Linked DNA regions of Homo sapiens: region 2 is linked to region 1. Evidence: read pairs that join two places in POLR2A ChIA-PET (ENCODE). Cell type or tissue: IMR-90. All regions are shown on one strand. Each heading gives the region's core, and the rest is flanking DNA. Links, peaks and the distances in the headings are about the cores only.

Region 1 (10,996 bases), core at 1,769-9,768:
TACAACAAACCCCCATGACACAAGTTTACCTATGTAACAAACATGCACACGTACCCCTGAACCTAACATAAAAGTAAAAAAAAAAAAAAAAAGAGTGAAGTTGAAAGTATTTCAGCTCTCCAGTGGTAGCGCCTATCACATTTTCTTATACCCTTGTCATGAAAGAGTTTTTACATTTAAAAATATCCTTAATGCTATTTTTAGTTAAAAACAAAACAAGTCTTTTTTTTTTCACAATGGCCAATCCTCATGTCTTTCAGATCATTTGAATTTTTTAAATAAGATTTTACTTTGTTTATTATAATTATTTTTAAGTTCTCACTCTGCTGCCCAGGCTGGAGTGAAGTAGTGCAATCATAACTCACTGCAGCCTCAAACTCCTGGGCTCAAGTGATCCTCCCTCCTCAGCCTCCCAAGTAGCTGGGACTACAGGCATGTGCCACCATGCCAGGCTAATTTTTTAAAGTTTTTGTAGACATGGGGTCTCGCTGTTGCCCAGGCTGGTCTTCAACTCCTGGGCTCAAGTGATTCTCTCACTTTGGCCTCCCAAAGTGCTAGGATTACAGGTATGAGGCACTGAGTCTGGCCTGTTTATTACAATGTTTTATTTTTTTAAATTTTGGACATACAAAAAAAATTAGAATATAATATAATGGTCATATGTGTAACTTCTACCCAGCAAAAAATTTAAAACATTTAAGATGTAGTCAAGGCCTCCTCCTGATTCCTGATTCCATTCCATCCCTCCCTCTTTGTTGATACTATGACTCTCCTGAATTTACTGTTCATCGTATTTTTCTACTTTTGCTATATATATGTATGTGTGTGTGTATCTTTCTTAAAAATATTCTTGTTTTGCATGTTTTAAATTTTTCTCCAATTTATATAATACTGTTTAGATTCTTCTGAACCTTGTTTTTTTCACTCAATATTGTTTTGGTGAGATTCATCCATATTGACAAGTTTGGGCATGTTCAGGGTGGTATGGCCGCAGACAGATTCATCCATATTGATGCAAATAGCTAATTCATCATCACTGCTGTTTAATATTCCTTTCTGTGAATGTAGCAATCTCTGTTGGTGTCTTGCCTGCCTATATCCTCTGAGCACTCAGCATTTCTCTGGCTCCCACTGCCAGCACCCACACATCATTGTCCACGGGCTTTCTTGACTGTTGGAGCATGATCTGTTGCTACATGGAGCAGGCCCAAAAGCCTGGGATTTAACAGCCCCCAGGAATAGCCCTCACCAATGACTGATGGAAGTTGGTAGATAAATACCCCAGCTCCCTTGCTCCTTAGGGAGGATAACTCTGAGGCCTCACTCTACACTGCCTCCTAGAATTTCCCAGCAGGATTAAGCTGCTGTTCACTGCCCACAGTGGTAACTTCCTTGATAATCATCTCAGGCCAGGTTTTCCAGAAGCAGAAACTGAGCTGGAATTTGGGATGTAAGATGTTTATTAGGAATCAACACCTCCAAAAGGAAATGGGGGAACACAGGACTGGGCAGAAGGAGGAGGAGAACTGTGACGCTGGCCTGATAAAGCCTTGGCCAACCTGCAGGGAGCTGGGGAGCAAGTACAGTAGCACCCATTAGAGTGTCTCGTGGTGGACCCAAATGGCTGGGTCTTTATACCTCCGCCTTGCTCAGTCCCTGGCTGTGGGCTGTCCTGGAGTGGGCATGACCTTGGGTGAGGCTGCTGTCTATGGCTGAGGCAGACCCTGGGGGAGCTGACAGCTGGAGGCCCTCTGCCGATGCCAACCCCTGCAGCTTCCTGAAGGGGAATCTGGGCAGCACATCCATGTCTACCACAAGAACACAACTTGTGGCTTGTTGGCTTCTTCCTTAGTATCATATTTTGCTGTCAAACATTTGAGACCACGTCCCACATAAACTACTTGTATCTTTGTCTCAGAGTCTGTTTTTTAGAGAACTCAGACAATGATTAAATCTCAGTTTATCCATCCTCCTATCAATGTTTCCAATTCTGTGCTACTGCTAACTAAGTTGTAATGGACTTTCTTGTATAAGTCTCTTCGTGTACATGTGGGAGTTTTAAGGTCAATGTTTAGAGCAGAGTTCTTGGGTCAGAGGGTATGTATGTCTTCAATTTTGTTAGATGTTGTCAAGTTGCCCTCCAAATTAGTTGTCTTAAGTAACTTGAGTTATATAAACATTCAAAAGTTGCATGGGCCTAAAAGAATTACTGTTTCTCCCTGACTGTTCCTACCACAGAAGATTAGCATCATTGGGCATCTCTATTGTTTGCCAGAGAAAGGCATTCCATGGTCCCAGCTCTGTCATGCTGAGCATGCTTTCTGGAAGGTTAAGCTGTTACAGACTTGTGAGACTGGGTCAGTTTGAGAAAACAAACAAAATCACTTAAAAAAATACTAATAGTTTGTGTCATGATGTTGGCTACATAGACTAAGATGACATTGGTGTAGTAACTATCAAGAATCATATGTAATGGACCATTTTACAGACTGGATAATCCCTCCCACCCCAGACGTCTATGTCTAATCTCTGGAATCTCTTACGGGGCAAAAAGAACTTTGCACATGCCATTAGGCTAAGGAGATTGAGATGGAAAGTTACCTTGGATCATCCTGGTGGGCCCAGTGTAATCATAAGAGGGAGTAAGATGTGACATGACAGAAGCAGCGGTCAGAGAGACTAAGAGAGAGAGAGAGATTGATTTGAAGATGCTATGCTGCTGGCCTTGAAATAGAAGGGGCCACAAGCCAAGGAGTACAGGCAGCCTCTATAAACCTGGAAAAGGCAGGGAACAGATTCTTCCCTAGAGCCTCCAGAAGGAATGTAGCCCTGCTGACACCTTGATTTGGGGATAATACACTTGTGGTGTTTCAAGTCACTAAGTTTGTGGTATTTATTACAGCAGGAATTGGAAACTGATGCCCCAATAACCAGATAAAGAGCCACCCAAAAGGATTTGAGGGAATGGTACTCAGAGGGTACTCACAGAGAGCCTCAGAAAATGCCTCTTCCCAGCAGCCAGAGTGGAAAACCTCGTAATTCAGGCAGCATTTATTAGAGTACCAAGGAGTATCTTGCATTGGTAGGAGGGGGGAAAATTAACCCTAAATTAAATGCAGCTCTGACCTGGCCTAACAAAGTTTAAGAGTAAGACCTGAAATGATCACACTCTTTCCAAGTAACTTAATGGCATCCCAGAACAAAGCTTAAGAATATTTGTATGAATACAATACTATTCAATATCTAACAAAGTAAAATTGACAATATTTGGCATTCAAGCAAAAAGCACCAGGCATGCAAAAAAGCAGGAAAATTCAACCTAGAATGAAGAGAAAAGTCAATTAGTCAAAACTGACCCAGAAATAACACGGATGATAGAATTTGTATATAACACATTGTAAAAGTTATTATTACATATTCCATATTTCAAGAAGCTAGAGGAAAGACTGAACATGACAGAAAGACATGGACGATATCAAATAAACCTAAATTGAGCTGTTAGAGATGAAAACTACAATGTCTGAAATGAAAAATTGCACTCAATAGGACTAGTAACACAGTATACTTTGCAGAGGAGAATAACAAAGCATCAGTGAACTGTGGGATAACTTCAAGTGGCCTAATGTAAGTGGAATTGGAGAATGGAGTCCTTGAAATGGGGCTGGTATGCCAAAAATAATATTAGTCAAAAATGTTCTAAGTTTGAGGGAAACTGTAAACTCGCCGAACTGAGAAACTTAACAGACCCAAGCACAGAAACATGAAAAAAAACAACCCCAAGGCACATCACACTTAATCAAAAGCAGCTGAGAAAAAAGACACATTTATATACAGAGAAATGAAGGTAAGGATGACAGAAGATTTCTCATGAAAGCAGAGCAAGCTAGCAGACAGTGGAATGACATCTTTAATGTACTAAACAGAAAACAAAACAAAAAGCCCTGTCAAATGAGAGATCCACACTCAAAGAAAGTGTCTTTCAAAAACAGAGGTGAAATACTTTTTCAGATCTACAAAGGCTGAAAGAATAACCTCAGCAGCAGACTTAACTCTGCAAGAAATGTTATCGGAAGTCTCACAAGCAGAAGAAAAATGATACCAGATGGAAACATGGATCTACCTAAAGGATAAAGAGCACCAGAAATGACAACTATATAGACAATTTAAATACTTTTTTCTTCTTAGCTAAGTCTCTTTAAAAGATAATTGACTGTTGCCGGGCACGGTGGCTCACGCCTGTAATCCCAGCACTTTGGGAGGCTGAGGCGGGTGGATCACAAGGTCAGGAGGTCAAGACCAGCCTGGCCAACATGGTGAAACCCCGTCACTACTAAAAATACAAAAATTAGCCAGGCGCAGTGGCGGGTGGCTATAATCCCAGATACTCGGGAGGCTGAGGCAGGAGAATCACTTGAACCCAGGAGACAGAGGTTGCAGTGAGCCGAAATCATGCCACTGCACTCTAGCCTGGGTGACAGAGCAAGACTCTGTCTCAAAAAAAAAAAAAAAAAAGATAATTGACTGTTTAAAGCAAAAATAATTTAATAATTATGTAGAGGTACATCTATAACAACAATACTACAAAGGCCCGGAGGGGAGAGATAGAAATATACTGTAGTAAGTTTCTTTTCTTTCTTTCTTTTTTTTGAGACAGGGTCTTAACTGTCACCCAGGCTGGAGTGCAGTGGTGTGATCACCACTCACTGCAGCCTGAACCTCCCAGGCTCAAGTGATTCTCCTAACTCAGCCTCCTGAGTAGCTGAGACTAGAGGCATGCGCCACCACGCCCAGCTAATTTTTGTATTTTTTGTAAAGATGGGGTTACATATTACCCAGGCTGGTCTCGAACTCCTGAGCTCAAGCGATACACCCGCCTTGGCCTCCCAAAGTGTTGGGATTACAGGCATGAGCCACCGTGACAGGCCTTGTTGTAAGACTCTTATATATGAAGTGATATGATATAACTTAAAGGTAAGCAATAAGTTAAAGGTGCATACTATAAATCCGAACACAACCACTAAAATAGCAAGCAAACAGTTATAGCTAATAAGTCAACAAAGAAGATAAAAATAGAGTCATGAAAAATACCCAATTACTTAAAAAAAACAAGAACAAGAGGGAAATGTGAGTAAAAAATAGATGGGAGAAATAGAAAACACATAGCATGTGTTATAATCATGATAAATGTTATAGTGTTTATAATAACCATGTGAATAATCATGATAAATGTAAACAGGCTAAATATTGAAACTAAAGCAGGGACTGCCATGTTGGATAAGAAAAAGCAAGACTCAGCTATGTGCTCTGTGTAAGAAACCCACTTTAGGCCAGGCACAGTGGCTCAGGCCTGTAATCCCAGCACTTTGGGAGGCCGAGGTGGGTGGATCACTTCAGGTCAGGAGTTTGAAACCAGCCTGGCCAACATGGTGAAACCCTGTCTCTACTAAAAGTACAAAAAAAAAAAAAAAAAAAAAAGCACTAGCTGGGTGTGGTGTTGGACACCTGTAGTCCCAGCTACTCAGGAGGCTAAGGCAGGAGAACTGTCTGAACCCAGGTGGTGGAGGCTGCAGTGAATCAAGATCAGGCCACTGCACTCCAGCCTGGGTGGCAGAGTGAAACTCCATCTCCAGAAAAAAAAAAAAAAAAAAAAGAAGGAAAATAACTCAGTTTAAATATAAATAAATACATAAATAGCTTAAAGGTGAAAGGATGGGAAAAGATATGTCATGTTAACACTTGTCAAAACAAAACTAATGTGGTTATATCAATACCAGACAAAATAGATTTCAGAACAAAGAATATTACTAGAGATAAAGAAGATAATTTCATAATGATAAAGGGGTCAATTCATCAAGATGACATAATCTTAATGATTTATATACCTCAAAACAGCTTCAAAATACATGAAGCAAAAACTCACAGAACTGCAAGGAGTTATAGTCAGATCCACAATTATAGTTTGAGATTATAGAACCTTTCTCTTGATAACTGAGAAGAAAAAGAAAATCAGACCAAGTGGTTCAGTTCAACGGGAATGGAAAGTGCAAGAAAGGAGTGATGGAAAATGAGTTAACTATCCTGGAGGGCCAGATAGCAGGCCAAAACATAAAAACAGAGATGAACTCAGTAACTCTGGGGGCCAAGCGGGCGGGCGTGTTTAGTGAACACAAAGCTCTCCTATTACTATCCATAATTAGGACAAATAATTTCCAGTTTCCATAGTCTCAGTTATCCTTTTTATTTTTGTATAAACGATCTACAAGTGTGCACCAGAAATATTGTTGCCCTTTAATCACACAGAACTGGTCTGAAGCAGAATCCTTTGAATTGTATAAAGTCAAGCTGAGAGAATAGTCTGTGACAGACAGGGGACGCATTTTAGTGCAGTGTTAGATCCATCTCTGAGTGAAGCAAGCATAGAAGGCGGAAACAAGGAAATGATGTAAGCCACCATAAATTAAAGGATAGTGAAGAACGAACAGAGGTCCTGAGTAGATAGTCCATCCGTCTAATCATCATCTACCCATCATCCATCCATCCTTCCATCCATCCATCCTCCATCCATCTACTTATTTAAGAAATAATTATTAATACCTCGGTGGAGGAAAGTTCATCTGTATCCTCCTGACTCTTAGTCCTATTCAGGAATAACTGAGACCTCATACCTAGTTTGCCTTTAGGAAAATTACCGTCAAGGCACACACAGATTGTACCTTGGGCGGTGCTCTGGCAATAACAGATATCCTGTTGTGTGAACAATGGTCTATCCTGTCAACTCAAGCCATTTAATTTAATTTTAACTTTAATTTTTTCATTGAGACGGAGTCTCTGTTGCTGAGGCTGGAGTGCAGTAGCGCGATCTCGGTTCACTGCAACCTCTGCCTCCCTCCTGCGTTTAAGCGATTCTCCTGCCTCAGCCTCCTGAGTAGCTGGGATTGCAGGCTCCTGCCACCATGCCCGGCTAATTTTTGTATTTTTAGTAAAGACGAGGTTTCACCATGTTGGCCAGGCTGGTCTCGAAGTCATGACCTCAAGTGATCTGCCCACCTCGGCCTCCCAAAGTGCTGGGATTACAGGTGTAAGCCACCACGTCTGGCTTCAAGCCATTTTAAATCAGGCCCCCAAAACACTGGGTTGTCAGGAATTAGGGTAGAATGAGAGACATACTTAGATCAAATTGTGTTGAAGGAAGAGGGAGCCATTTAGACAAGAGACCCTTCTTCAAGAAGGGATACAGAGATGGATGGGAGTGGAAGTTCACGTCTCTCCCTCTATGTCTTCCATTCCTCCCCTGATTCTGCCTCTTCTACCCCCAACCCAAGAGCATGATTTGGTCCTTAAGAGCCAACCAGCCTCTTAGTTGACAGATGTGTGAACCTCTCTTAGAAATGCTGGAATAAACCCCACTCAAAAAGAAATCTGGAGTCTGGAAGAGAGGATCAGGTTTGGAGTCTACATGCGCCTAGATTCAAGTGCCAGCTCTAACACTTAGAAGTTGTATAATCTTTTTTTTTGAGACAGTTTCACTCAGTAGCCCAGGCTGGAGTGCCATGGCACGATCTTGGCTCACTGCAAACTTCACCTCCTGCATTCAAGTGATTCTCATGCCTCAGGCTCCTGAGGGGCAGGGATTACATGCTTGTGCTACCATACCCAGCTAATTTTTGTATTTTTAGTAGTGATGGGGTTTCACCATGTCGGCCAGGCTGGTCTCGAACATCTGACCTCAGATGATCTGCCCTCCTCCACCTCCCAAAGTGCTGGGATTATAGGTGTGAGCCACTATGCCTGTCCTCAAAGTTGTATAATCTTGATTAAGTCATTGAACTTCTCTAGGTCTTGGTTTTCTCATCTGTAAAATGGGGATACTAACCTTATACAGGTGGTTGAGAGGATTAAACCAAATAACAGGTGTGGGTATAATATTTCCCAAGCTATAACCTTGAGTATCCCCCAAATATCGAATTTTGTTTTTCTGTAATTTAAACAATATCTTGAGCTCCCATTTTAACTACTGATTAAATATAAACAACAATAACAAAATAGTCAATTCTAAGCAAATTCAGACACTTAAATGTGTTTCTTGGTCATTTTAGTTTTAAGCTTGCTCAAGTCAGTATTTTCTCCTTCTCTTTCTTCTCTCTGGGGAGTTCTCCTCTGTCCTGGGGTTGCTCAAGTGTTAGCTCCGTAGTGGAGAGAGACACCTGCCCTTGTTTATTTCCTGAAACTTAATTCATCTTGACTAGCCTTTGGTCCAGAATTTGCTGGCATCTTTTGGGACATCCACACACCTCCCTTACCTGTTACCAGGTCTGCACAAGTCCCTCTATACTCTTTTTGTCCTTCTTAGAGCCTCAGAGACCCTCCTAGGCCATTATCTTTAAAATGTTTTAAATTTACCTTAAATAAACAACTAACAAACCCATATCATCCACCATGACAAGGGTACAAAAAGGAAAACAAAATTCTCTCATCTGTCCTTGTCCCACAGCCCCCTACTTCTCCTCCCTAGGGGCAACCCTTTTTACCAGTTTCTTATGTGTCCCTTCAAAAATAATTTAAGCATATATATATATATGCTTGTAATGCATATATAGTCAATGCATTATATGTATTATATATATTATGCTTGTAAATGCATATATATTATGCTTGTAAATGCATATATATTAAAAATCATCTATCATTGATCTAAGTTCACTATGGACTTTAACTCGTACACACACACATACATATATATAACCTTGTTAACTGCCTTAGAAAACAAAGCCTAAGGCAAAGTTTCTGTGCTAACACTTTATGGAGGGACAATCTCAGAGCACAGCATGAGTCAGCGGAAAATGGAAGTGAGATGGTGTACTAATTTCCAAGTGCTGCCATAACAAAGTACTGCTAATACATACGGGATGGCTTAAAACAACAGAAAGGTATTCTCCCACAGTTCTGGAGGCTAGAAATATGAAGGCAAGCTGCCGGCAGGGCCATGCTTCCTTGGAAGCTTCTAGGAGGAGGATCCTTCCTTGTCTCTTCCAGTTTCTGGTAGCCCCAGATGTTCTTTGGCTTGTGGTGGTGTAATGCCCATCTCGGCCTCTGTTGTCACATAGCGTTCTCCCCTTGTGTCTGTGTCTGTGTGTCTCTCATCTTCTTATAACACCAGTCACCTTGGCTTAAGGACCCACCCAACTCCAGTATAACCTCGTCTTTTATTACATCTGCAATGATCCTATTTCCAAACAAGTTCACATTCTGAGGTACTGGGGGTTAGGACTTCAACATATGTTTGTGGGGGCACAATTCAACCCATAACAGGCAGGAAAGTAATCTCATGATGATGTTGCCAAGCTGGCTGAAGCTTCACAAGAAACACAAAGCATTTGGGTTCACATGGCAGATCTCCAGAGAGGCACATGGGGCCACTGTGCCTCAAAACAGTCTTTTTGGGATGTGAGGAAGAAACGAATTTATCTGCAGGATCTTATCCCCCATCTCTCATTGGTCAAAGTTCACCCACGGGGCTTCAACTCACTCATATTTTTAGATGGAGTTCCTGCCTCCTATGGACGGCCACTAGAGAAGCCAGATCCCGTGGCCCATGGCATAGCACTTCATCCAAGTCAGAAGTGTTGGGGGTGCCTGGGCCTCAGTGGGCCTGGGCGGGGTAGGTCCAGCGCTCAGGTGTAGAACCAGGAAGGGGCGGTAAAGCAAGAGCCTGTTGCAGGGTTGTTCCCAGGGCCAGCCTGCCTTACAATGGCCTCTGAGTCCCAAATCGTCTTCCTTCACATGGCTTGGACTCTTATTTTCTCTTAATTTATCTGTCAGAAACTGCAGAGAATTATCAGGCATCCATTAAGGGCTTAAAGGCAGACTCTGAAAAATTTGACTACGCCTGCGAGTATCAGCAACCATGTGGGAATCTTAACTTCCGGAGATTACTGTTCTCTTTTACAACTTTCAACTGATTTTTATTGAGCACCTACTAGGTGGCAGCCACTGTGTAAGGCACTAGGAATATCGCAGACAAAGGAGCTTGTGTTCAAGAGGGAGAGAGACAATAAACAAACGTTGAATGCAATTCTAATAGAGCCCTGATCGGGGAAATACAGGGAATTATAAGATCCAGCCTTGCCTATGTTGCTATTTATATTCTCTTCTTAACTTTAAAATATCAAACAAGAAAATCTGGAAAACATAGAGATGTTCAGGAGCAGTGCAAGATGCTATATGTTCCTTTTATTACTGAGCAGACAGGAGTTGCACTGAGGGGAAGGGAATTTTGTTGGTTGGAGGGGAGGTAGGTAATAGATACTTTTGTCCGGCCTTGGTCTGGATGGCTTAGGGCATCCTAAATTCAAGGAAACTCAGCCCAGCACAGGAATCTGACTTTATTGTGCATCCTACTTTCTTGGAGAGCTTGTTAAAAATGATAGCTTCCCGGAGCCTACTGTCAGAGATTGATTCCCAATGTGGGACAGGGGCCAAGAACAGATGCTTGGCCCATTGCGGCTTTCAGTACATTTCTGTTGAATAAATGAATTCTAATGCAGGCAATCCGAGGATCACACTTGGATCTAGAGAGAGCGGCAGAGGGAAGTTTCTCCCATCTCCTAGATATTCCTAGGGCCATCCCGTACTTGGGAAAGGAGAAAGGAAACCCTATTCCCACCTCGTGCCTCGTATGTCCTGTGGCCTCCTCCTCCTAGGACCCAGAATTCAGGCTGGCAGTATTTATACTCTAGTTCAGTTCTATTTGGGGTTAAAAACTTTTGAGAGTTGGTCTGGGAACTTAACCAAGATTTATATAGCATTATTTCTATTGGAAACTAATTGAGATTCAAAATGTTTATGAGCATAAAATGTTTTCATTCTTATTATCCCATGTAAACTTTGCAACGTCCTCCGGAGCAGATATTGTAATTATTTTCGTCTTATAATGGAGGAAACTGTTGTTAGTGACTTAAGTGGAATGTTAACAGTCCCTTCACTGCACTTTCACGAT
Region 2 (9,749 bases), core at 257-8,256, 290 kb after region 1:
GCTAAAGGCATGAAAAAGAGCTTGATATGGAACAATTCTTAATTCTAGAAGACACTTTAGAAATAGAAGGTAAAGGCCATATTTATACTGTCAAAATACAGCCAAAGTTGAGAGAAGGTGGGGGATGGTTAACGGGTACAAAAGAAACATAAATAATCAATAAGATCCAGTATTTGAGAATACAACATGGTGATTATGGTCAATAAAAATTGTACATTTTAAAATAACTAAAAGAGTAGGATTGGATCATTTGTAACACAAAGGATAAATACTTGAGGGGATGGATAACTCATTTTACACGAGTGATTGTTTTGCAGTGCATGCCTGTATCAAAACATCTCACGTACCCCATAAATATATACAGCTGCTATGTACCCATAAAAATTGAAATTAAAAATTTTAAACATTAAAAAATGCAGCAAACACTCCAGAAAATATTCATTTTATTTGGTTTTCATCCCATCTAGTTATAAAATTAGAAATTTTTGTTGCAAACATTGTGCCAAACACATAAAAAATATGGCCAAGTTCTAATAATAAGCCGAGGCATTGACTGAGGATTCCCCTATCAACAAATTGAGTGTCTTTCAGTGGCAAGAACATTCACTGAGCTCCTTTGTGATGTTCACTTACTGGGTTATTTAGTGTACTTGCCTATACAGAGTATATTTGCTACACAGAATCAGTATAGTTATGTGCCTAAACAGAAACAGTGTCCCCACTGTTCCATTTAAGAAAATCCCAATTTTATTCAAGACAACAACATATCCAGTTAAAAACAATTCTCTTGCCTCCCTTACAGCTAAGTGTGATGTTGTGACTCAAATCTGAGCAAAAGAATTTAAGTGCTATTGTGAGGTGGGATTCTGGTGAGATACTTTTAAACAGGTGACAGACACCGTATGGTACTATTTTAAACACATGCATAAACACACAGAGAAGTGATAAAGAAGAGAAATATTTACTCCTGGAAACATAGTAACTCTAAAAAGCCTTAGTCAGGATATTATAAACAGGTTTATGGTTATACCCAACAAGTCAGTAGACTACATAACGAAGCTGGAAACATTTTTTTCCCCTCAAAATGGTACCATAAAACAAATGAATCCAAACATATATATTTATTAAGTTTTACTTCAAGGTTTTATTTTTGCCTGTATCTTTGAAGAGATTCCTTTTACTCCCTGAACTCCCCCAAAAAGCTGGTGCCTTTAAACTCCTTTAAAATAATTATTACAAAAAAGAATCAGAGTTGAGTTTTAGAGGCCCAAATAGATACTGTATCAAATAAAATAAATAAAGCAAACAGACAAAACATTTTCCTAGGTAACAATATTTCCTCTTTTAGTGCCCTATTTTATTTCAGCAGCCCATTTTATCTAACTAAAATGAATCAACTACCCTTTAGAACCATCGAGAACTACCAAAAATTAAAACAAGACAAAACAAAAAAACCAAACCAAAAGCATCTCAGAGCTGATAGGGACCCTTAACACTAGAGATAGAAACCCATCGCCTTTTTTCAAAGAATAGAAAATAAAATGAGCTAGGCTCACGCCTGTAATCCCAACACTTTGGGAGGCTGAGGAGGGAGGATCATTTGAGGTCAGGAGATCAGCCTGGGAAACACAGCAAGATCTCATCTCTACAAAAAAATTTAAAAATCAGCCAGGTGTGGTGGCACACATCTGTAGTTCCAGCTACTTGGAAGGCTGATACAGGAGGATCACTTGAGCCAGGGAGTTCAAGGCTGCAGTGAGGTATGATTGTGCCACTGCATTCCTGCCTAGGCAACAGAGTGAGATCTTGTCTCAAAAAAAAAAAAAAAAAGAAAAGAAAATGAAATTGACTCACCATCATATGGCATATTTTGATTTTTGCGCAAGTCACAAGTTAATTACTCATCAAGAAAACAGGAAATAATAGCTGCTCTGCAGTCTGCACATTCACAGAGACTTAATTTCTAGCTTAGAAAAGAGGCTCAATGAGTGGACATAACGTCCTTCTCCCCCTTATACACAGAGCTAGACGTCCATTTTCAAACTTTCAGATGTCTAGATCTAAATCATAGTAAGGTCATACATCCATGCCATCTTTACTAGAGAATCTTTTTTTAGATTCAACTGACAACTTCTGGTATTTGTCTTTTGTTTTTGAGACAGGGTCTCATTCCATCATCAGGTTAGAGTGCAGTGGCATGATCACAGCTCACTGCGGCATCAACTTCCTGGGCTCAGGTGATCCTCCCCGCTCAGCCTCCAAGTAGCTGGGACTACAGGCGCATGCCACCATGCCCGGCTGATTTTTTTTGTATTGTCTGACAGGGTTTCACCATGTTGCCCAGGCTGGTCTTGAACACCGAGGCTCAAGCAATCCACCCCTCTTGGCCTCCCAATGGTATTTATCATTTTTCTTGTGCTTTCCAGTAAAATATAATGCTAGATCCAAAAATAATAAACACAAAGAGTCTGAAGTAGTTGAGAACCACAGGCCATTTAAAAAATTAAAATTCATTGCTTGTTGCTAATCTAATTTATTTTGGGTCCCCAAGAAATCTCTTTTAGGCCACAAACTGATTTGCAATGCATATTTAATCCTTTTAAATAAGCTGATAATTGAACAATTATAATTTAAATACAACAGAAGATTGAACAAAACTAGTATGTAGATAAGAACACAAAGCTAAAAAATTTTCCAAAAAAAGCCACCATTTCATCTATTTCTTTATAAAGTACAATTAAACCATTTGTAAAGCATGTACTAATGGAAATATGCAAGGTAAAAGTAATAGTTGATTTGTTAAATGTGCTACCTTTCTAACAAATCAAATAATAAAATGGAAAATAAAATATAACTGTAAAATTCCTATCAGTAATTAACATTCAAAATTCTCTTCCAAAGCCCCTTTCACAAATTACTAGCAAAAATTATAATAAAATTTTAGTTTGACATAGTCCACTGAATGGCTTTCAAACTTTTTTTTTAACCTCAACCCACAGTGAGGAATATATTTCTCCTTTTGACTGAATGAAAACACACACACACACACACACACACACATCACACACACATCACACCCTTCTAAAACAGAAGTTTTATGGAGCAACACAGTGGCCAGTGGCATAGATGGCTGGTTGTTCACAAAATTGACTCTTCTTCATTAGTAATAAAGTAAAGCAAGGCACATGCCTGCTCAGCTACAAATTACATTTCTCAGCCTCCCTTGTCGCAAAGTGTGACCATACAGCTAAGTTTTTGCCAACAGAAGGTGGACAGAAATGAAGTGTGACACTTGCAAGTCTGGAGACCTTAAGGCCCTGAGTACATGCTCCATACCCTTTCTCTTTTCAGGAGGCTGGGGCACCTGCAGGGCTGTGATTGAGCTTCAGGTGTACAGACAGGGACACCACTGTGGAGAGAGGAGCAGTAAGATGGATGAATCTGGCCTCTTAAAGGCTTGTGGGGAACCAATCAGAACAGCTCACCTCAGGAATGCTGCAAGGGGGAATTAAACTTTTATTTTCCTCACGCCACTGCATTTTGGTGCCCCTTTAATGCAGCAGCCTAACCTTTATCCCAAAGCTTATATTTACCTTTACTACCTGCAATGTACTTTATCATATTCTATTCTATTTTTTTCCATTAAAAAAAAAGAAATCCTGGTACTCAACCCACTAAACTGATTTTCCAACTCAATAATTGGACATACAAACCTACAGTTTGAAAACCACTATGGTATGAAGAGAGAGGAGTAAACAGATAAAAATCAGTAAAGAATACAAATACTTAAAAAACTGAATTAATTCTGACCACAAATAATCAAGATATAACTCAACTGGCCATTTTATAAACTTCTGACTCACCCTCCTAACATTTGACACAACTGCCCTTTCATAAGTATTTTGTTCTTTCTGAATTAAAGTATTTTTGAAAAGTTACCAAGTATTTGCTTTCCAAATACTTTTTCCTCTAATAATAAAACCCCAAATTACTTTAAAAAGTCAAACAAATCTTTATCGCATTTGCTAATACTGTGTCTCAAATTTTTCTCTACAAAATAAGCTCAAATGTTTATAATTTTAAAATTCAATACTTCCATGTGTGTTTTTTGAAGTATACCAGTTCAGACAAGAAATCTGTATTTAGTTCACATTACTTTAATCCTGTCTCATCTCAGCTGAACATGGAAATTTTTTAGCACTTTCATATAGTCTTGTGCTTGTTTTATTTAATTAACTAAGTAATTAATTAACGTTTAGAGACAGGATCTTGCTTTGTCACCCAGGCTGGAGAGCAGGGTATAATCATAGCTCACTGCAGCCTGAAACTCCAGGGCTCAAGTGATCCTCTCCTCCTGATTAACTAGGACCGCAGGTGTGCGCTACTATGCCCGCCTAATTTTTTAAAGAATTTTTGTAGGGATGGGGTCTCACTCTGTTGCCAAGGCTGGTCTCAAACTCCTGGCCTCAAATGATCCTCCTGCCTTGGCCTCTCAAAGTGCTGGGATTACAGGCATGAGCCACACAGCACCTGGCCAGAGTTATTTTAGATTATGTAAATTAGTAGTTAAAACTCTAAGTCATAGAAAATGTCTCCATAAGAGAAAGCATAAATTAAAATATAAAATTTGTAAAGGCTAAAAAGCTGACTAAACCCTTTCCTATTATAGTGGTAAATGAATCAAATATGAAATTATATAAAATCATAGCATTTTTCACTCCTAAGGGTAAAAATTCTAGTTAACTTGTCAAAATCTGTTCTAAAGCCTCTCCATAAAATATTAAAGTCTGCTTAAGCAATTTGCCTAGAATTTTGTTTGAACACCCAATTCAAATTTACGTAAGTAACTTCAACTTGATAGTTTATATTTAAAAGCTGTAAAAGAAAATGGAGAGAAAATGTCGTTTAAATGTTTTAAATCTTAAAACTTATTAAAAAGTACCTAAGGATGCCTCACTGTAAAACAGTGTTTATACCCAGATAGTTTTTAAGTGTTCAATTATTTTAGATATTGCTTTGTATTTTTATAATATATCAAAAAAAAATTTTTTTTAAATGGGGTCTCGCTCTCTTGCCCAGGCTGGAGTGCAGTGGTGCAATCACAGCTCAGTGGAGCCTCAAGTTCCCAGGCTCAAGTGATCCTCCCAACTCAGCCTCCCAAGTAGTCAGGACTACAGGTACACACTACCATGCCTGGCTAATTTTTTTTGTACTTTTGGTAGAGATGGGGTGTTACCATATTACCCAGGCTGGTCTTGATCTCCTGAGCTCAGACAATCCACCTGCTTCAGCCTCCCAAAGTGCTGGGATTACAGGTGTGAGCCACCTTGCCCCGCCCCCAAAATCTTAATTACTCTTATTAATGGCATGTAGCAGAGGTCTGCATAATCCAAATAAGAAGAGCATTTTAATGTTTACTATCAACACACACAAAATAAAGCAGAAAATCATTCAATTAAATATCTACACATATACATAAAAAAGAACAAAATCATGTCCTTTGCAGCAACATAAATGTAGCTAGAGGCCATTATCCTAAGTGAATTAATGTAGAAACAGGAAATCAAATACCACATATTCTCACTTGTAAGTAGGGGCTAAACACTGGGTACACGTGAACATAAAGATGGAAACAAGAGACACCAAGGACTCAAAAAAGGGGGACGCAGGGAGGAGGGCAAGGGTTAAAAAACTACCTATTAGGTACTAAGCTCATTATTTGGGTGACAGGTTCAATTTAAGTCCAAACCTCAGCATTATATAATATCCATGTAACAAACCTGCACATGTACACCCTGAATCTAAAATAATAATTACAAAAAGAAATTAGGGGATTACCATGTTAGCTACATATCTAAAGGGCAGTGTGGCCCCACTGATAACTATGTTACATAATCATCATATTCTTTTTTTTTTTTGTTGGGGGCGGTGACAGAGTCTTGCTCTGTTACTCAGACTAGAGTGTAGTGGGGCGACCTCAGCTCACTACAACCTCCACCTTCTGGGATCAAACAATCCTCCCACCTCAGCCTCCCGAGTAACTAGGACTACAGGCACGCACCACCATGCCTGGCTAATTTTTGTATTTTTTGTGGAGACGGGGTCTCACTATGTTGCCCTAGCTAGTCTCAAACTCTTGGGCTCAAGCAATCCTCCTGCCTTGGCCTCCCAAAGTGCTGGGATTACAGGTGTGAACCACTGTGCCTAGTCATAACATGTATTCTTTTTGAAAGAAAATGTATGTACTTAATTGAATTATTTGCTAGATGTTGGTCTGTAAGCTCCTGGAGGGCAGGAGCTATGTCAGGTTAGCTCTATTATGTGGTATAGTATGTGGCATGTAGTATTTGCTTAATAAATATTTACAAATGTAAGGCAAAACAAAACAAAAAATACACATATAGGTAAGCAATCTAATAACCATTTACTGTTACAGTTTTATTATTTCATATACTATTTTAAAAGCAACATATTAAATAATGACAGTGACAGATTATAACTCATTGACTAAAATAAGAATCCATGAGTGCATACTGGTATGAATAAATAAATAAGAGAGAAGGGAAAGCACTTTTTTTTCTGAGATGGAGTCTCACTTTGTCGCCCAGGCTGGAGTGCAGTGGCATGATCTTGGCTCACTGCAACCTCTGCCTCCTGGGTTCAAGAGATTCTCCTGCCTCAGACTCCCGAGCAGCCGAGATTACAAGTGTATGCCACCATGCCCGGCTGATTTTTTGTATTTTCAGTAGAGATGGGGTTTCGCCATGTTGGCCAGGCTGGTCTCAAACTTGGTCTCATGTGATCCGCCCACCTCAGCCTCCCAAAGTGATGGGATTACAGGCGTGAGCCACCGCCCCGGCCCGCACCTTCTTATAATAGAATGCCAACTGATAAATACAGAATGGATGATGGAATTAGAAAATCACCATTTGACAACCATCACTGTAATAACTGATTCAGTCATGAATCACTGATAGATGCTAAAACTAGTAGAAAGTTTGATGAGAAAGAGGATTTTTACATCATCTCAAATTATCTCCTCCAAATATACTTGTTAATTATAAAGTAAAAATAGTAACTTTACAATAACCTGACAGGCACCACCTCAAAAAGTGATTAAAATACCATCAGCAATAATGGGACAAACTGATGTCAAGTGACTTCTGATAGATATGACAAGTAAATGCAATGTGAGATCATGGATTAGATCCTAGACCAGAAAAAAAAGTTTTTCTGCTCTTTTGCTATAAAGGACATTATTGGAACAACTGGCAAAATTTGAGTAAGGTCTGTAGATTTAATAAAAGCATTGTATCTATGTTAATTTCCCAAATGTCCTTTTTTTTTTTTTTTTTTTCCTTTTTTGACATGGAGTCTCACTCTTTCGCCCAGCCTGAAGTGCAGGGGCACGATCTTGGCTTACTGCAACTCCACCTCCTGGGTTCAAGCGATTCTCCTGCCTCAGCCTCCCGCGTGGCTGGGATTATAGGCACCCGCCACCACACCTGGCTAATTTTTGCATTTTTAGTAGAGAGAGGGTTGATTTCACCACATTGGCCAGGCTGGTCTTGAACTCCTGACCTCAGGTGATCCACCCACCTCGGCCTTCCAAAGTGTTGGGATTACAGGCGTGAGCCACTGCACCCGGCCCTGAATGTCCTTGTTTTTAGAAAATACACATGTAAATATTTATAGGTAAAGGGGTATCACGTCTACAACTTATTTCCAAATGGTTCAGAAACAAACACATATGTAGACAGAAAGGTAATGCAAATGCGGTAAACTAACATTAAGGGAATCTGAGTAAAGAGGATATGTGAATCCTTTGTACTACTCTTGCAACTTTTCTATAAGTATAAAATTATTTCAAAACAGTATGAAAACAATTAAAAACTAATAACACGTAAACAAAGTATTAGTTAAAACCTAAAAAAGGAATGGTTAAAGAGCAAATTACAGATGCTCATGGTGGGTGCAATTTTGGTTTAGTTATTCATGTTTGAATTATTAATATTATTGCTATCTTTCATCAAAGGGTCTTAGTGTACTTTATAAACATGTTTTACTTCCTTCACTTTACAGATGAGAAAACAGACATGTAGAAAAGCTCCCAAAATGTGGCAGGTTGATTTTGGAATGGAAACAAAGAAAATTTGACTTTTAATTAATAAAATAGTGTTAAGATGCGATATAGCTAGACACAGCAGAAGGTATTCATTTACCTTGCTCTATTGTAAATCACTGGCTCGTTTTCTTCCTGCACAGTCGTCAGCATATCCAAGTCATGGAATATTTTCTGCATATAGTCCAAATATTTACATCCTGAAGCTCTCTCTACTATGGCTGCCAGTAGGGTATAGCCAAAAGTTGAATACAAAAACTGACTACCTTGAGACATCATTGCGAGGAGGAAAAAAATAAAATACTTGATTATTATTCAAAAACATATAAAATATATTCCCACTGAAAATTGGCATACTTTTAAAACTGGAATATTTTACTTCAGCATTCAGAAAAAGAACACAGGCAATACATCAACAAATTGAGTTAACTTTGCAACTGTCCTTATTCCAAGTCCTTAACACAAGAATAAAATTATGATCAGCATACTTAACATTTCACATAAATCTGCTCCTTTCTCTGATAATAAAGTAAGCAAATAAATCCTACCTCAAAACAAAACAAAAATATTTCAAAGTGACAACAAAACAGGAACAGAAAGAAAAGAAAAGCAAATTTGATTTCTTGAGTCAACTTTGTTCTTAATATACCTCTACTCATTGTTTAGGGCATAAATGGGCAAACACGTTCTTATTTTAATAAAATATATGGGTCAGGAGCGGTGGCTCACTCCTGTGTCCTAGCACTTTGGGAGGCCAAGGGGGGAGGATCACCTGAGGTCAGGAGTTCGAGACCAGCCTGGCCAACATGGTGAAACCCTGTCTCTACTAAAATACAAAAATTAGCCAGGTGTGGTGGCGGGCACCCATAATCCCAGCTACTCAGGGGGCTGAAGAAGGAAAATCGCTTAAACCCAGGAGGCAGAGTTTGCAGTGAGCTGAGATCCCGCCACTGTACTCCAGCCTGGGTGACAGGGCCAGACTCCATCTCAAAATAAATAAATAAATAAAATAAAATAAAATAAATGTAGGCACACAAACTTTGTTTCAAATACATATTTGAATTTAAATATATATTCAAATATACATAGTATTTCAAATAAATAACTTTATATCATTTTGGGTTCTGGACAAACTCAAACTGGTTTGAGACAGGGTCTTGCTCTTGCTGTTGCCCAAGCTAGAGTAAAGTGGTATGATCACAACCCACTACAACTTTGAACTCCTGGGCTCAGGGATCCTCCCGCCTCAGCCTCCTGAGTAGCTAGGACTACTTACACACACAGGCCACTGAACCTGGCTAATTTAAAATTTTTTTTGGAGAAACAGGGCCTTGCTTTGTTGCCCAGACTAGTCTTAAACTCCTGGGCTCAAGCGATCCTCCCACTTTTCCCTCTGTAAGTGCTGGGATTATAGGCGTGAGCCAACTGTGCCCAGCATGGAACTTTATTTTTAAGATAAAATCCATAATTATATCTTATTTGCTCTTATTAGTCATATCTATAAAATATCTATTCAACTAAAAGCTTTTAAAATGAAAAATGAATATAAGTATATCAAACTATGGTAAATTTAGATATTAAGTAGCTTCAATAGGCACCAAATCAAAAAATAAAACAAAGATAATTA

What was found. ChIA-PET counts read pairs that join two places held together with the same protein. Peaks named below come from ENCODE experiments on the same cell type or tissue, not always from the same donor. Only the 100,000 strongest peaks of a DNase experiment are listed, where the experiment ranks them.
Region 2: POLR2A ChIA-PET joins it to region 1 with 6 read pairs; 4 of 35 experiments call an interaction of 5 or more read pairs at or near these places.

The regions. Positions count from the first base shown.
Region 1 is chr15:63,418,498-63,429,493 of GRCh38, reverse strand. All of the region lies in intron 4 of LINC02568 (long intergenic non-protein coding RNA 2568), which reads right to left. Among named protein-coding and RNA genes, the nearest start is that of LINC02568, 34 kb to the right of the region's middle. In IMR-90, for the core only: no CTCF peak of the experiment used is centred there; no DNase peak of the experiment used is centred there.
Region 2 is chr15:63,128,124-63,137,872 of GRCh38, reverse strand. It overlaps LACTB (lactamase beta), which reads right to left. Exons shown (of 6, transcript NM_032857.5): 5 at 8,223-8,388. Among named protein-coding and RNA genes, the nearest start is that of LACTB, 11 kb to the right of the region's middle. In IMR-90, for the core only: no CTCF peak of the experiment used is centred there; DNase peaks (open chromatin) are centred at 1,882 and 3,872; H3K27ac peaks cover 2,820 bases.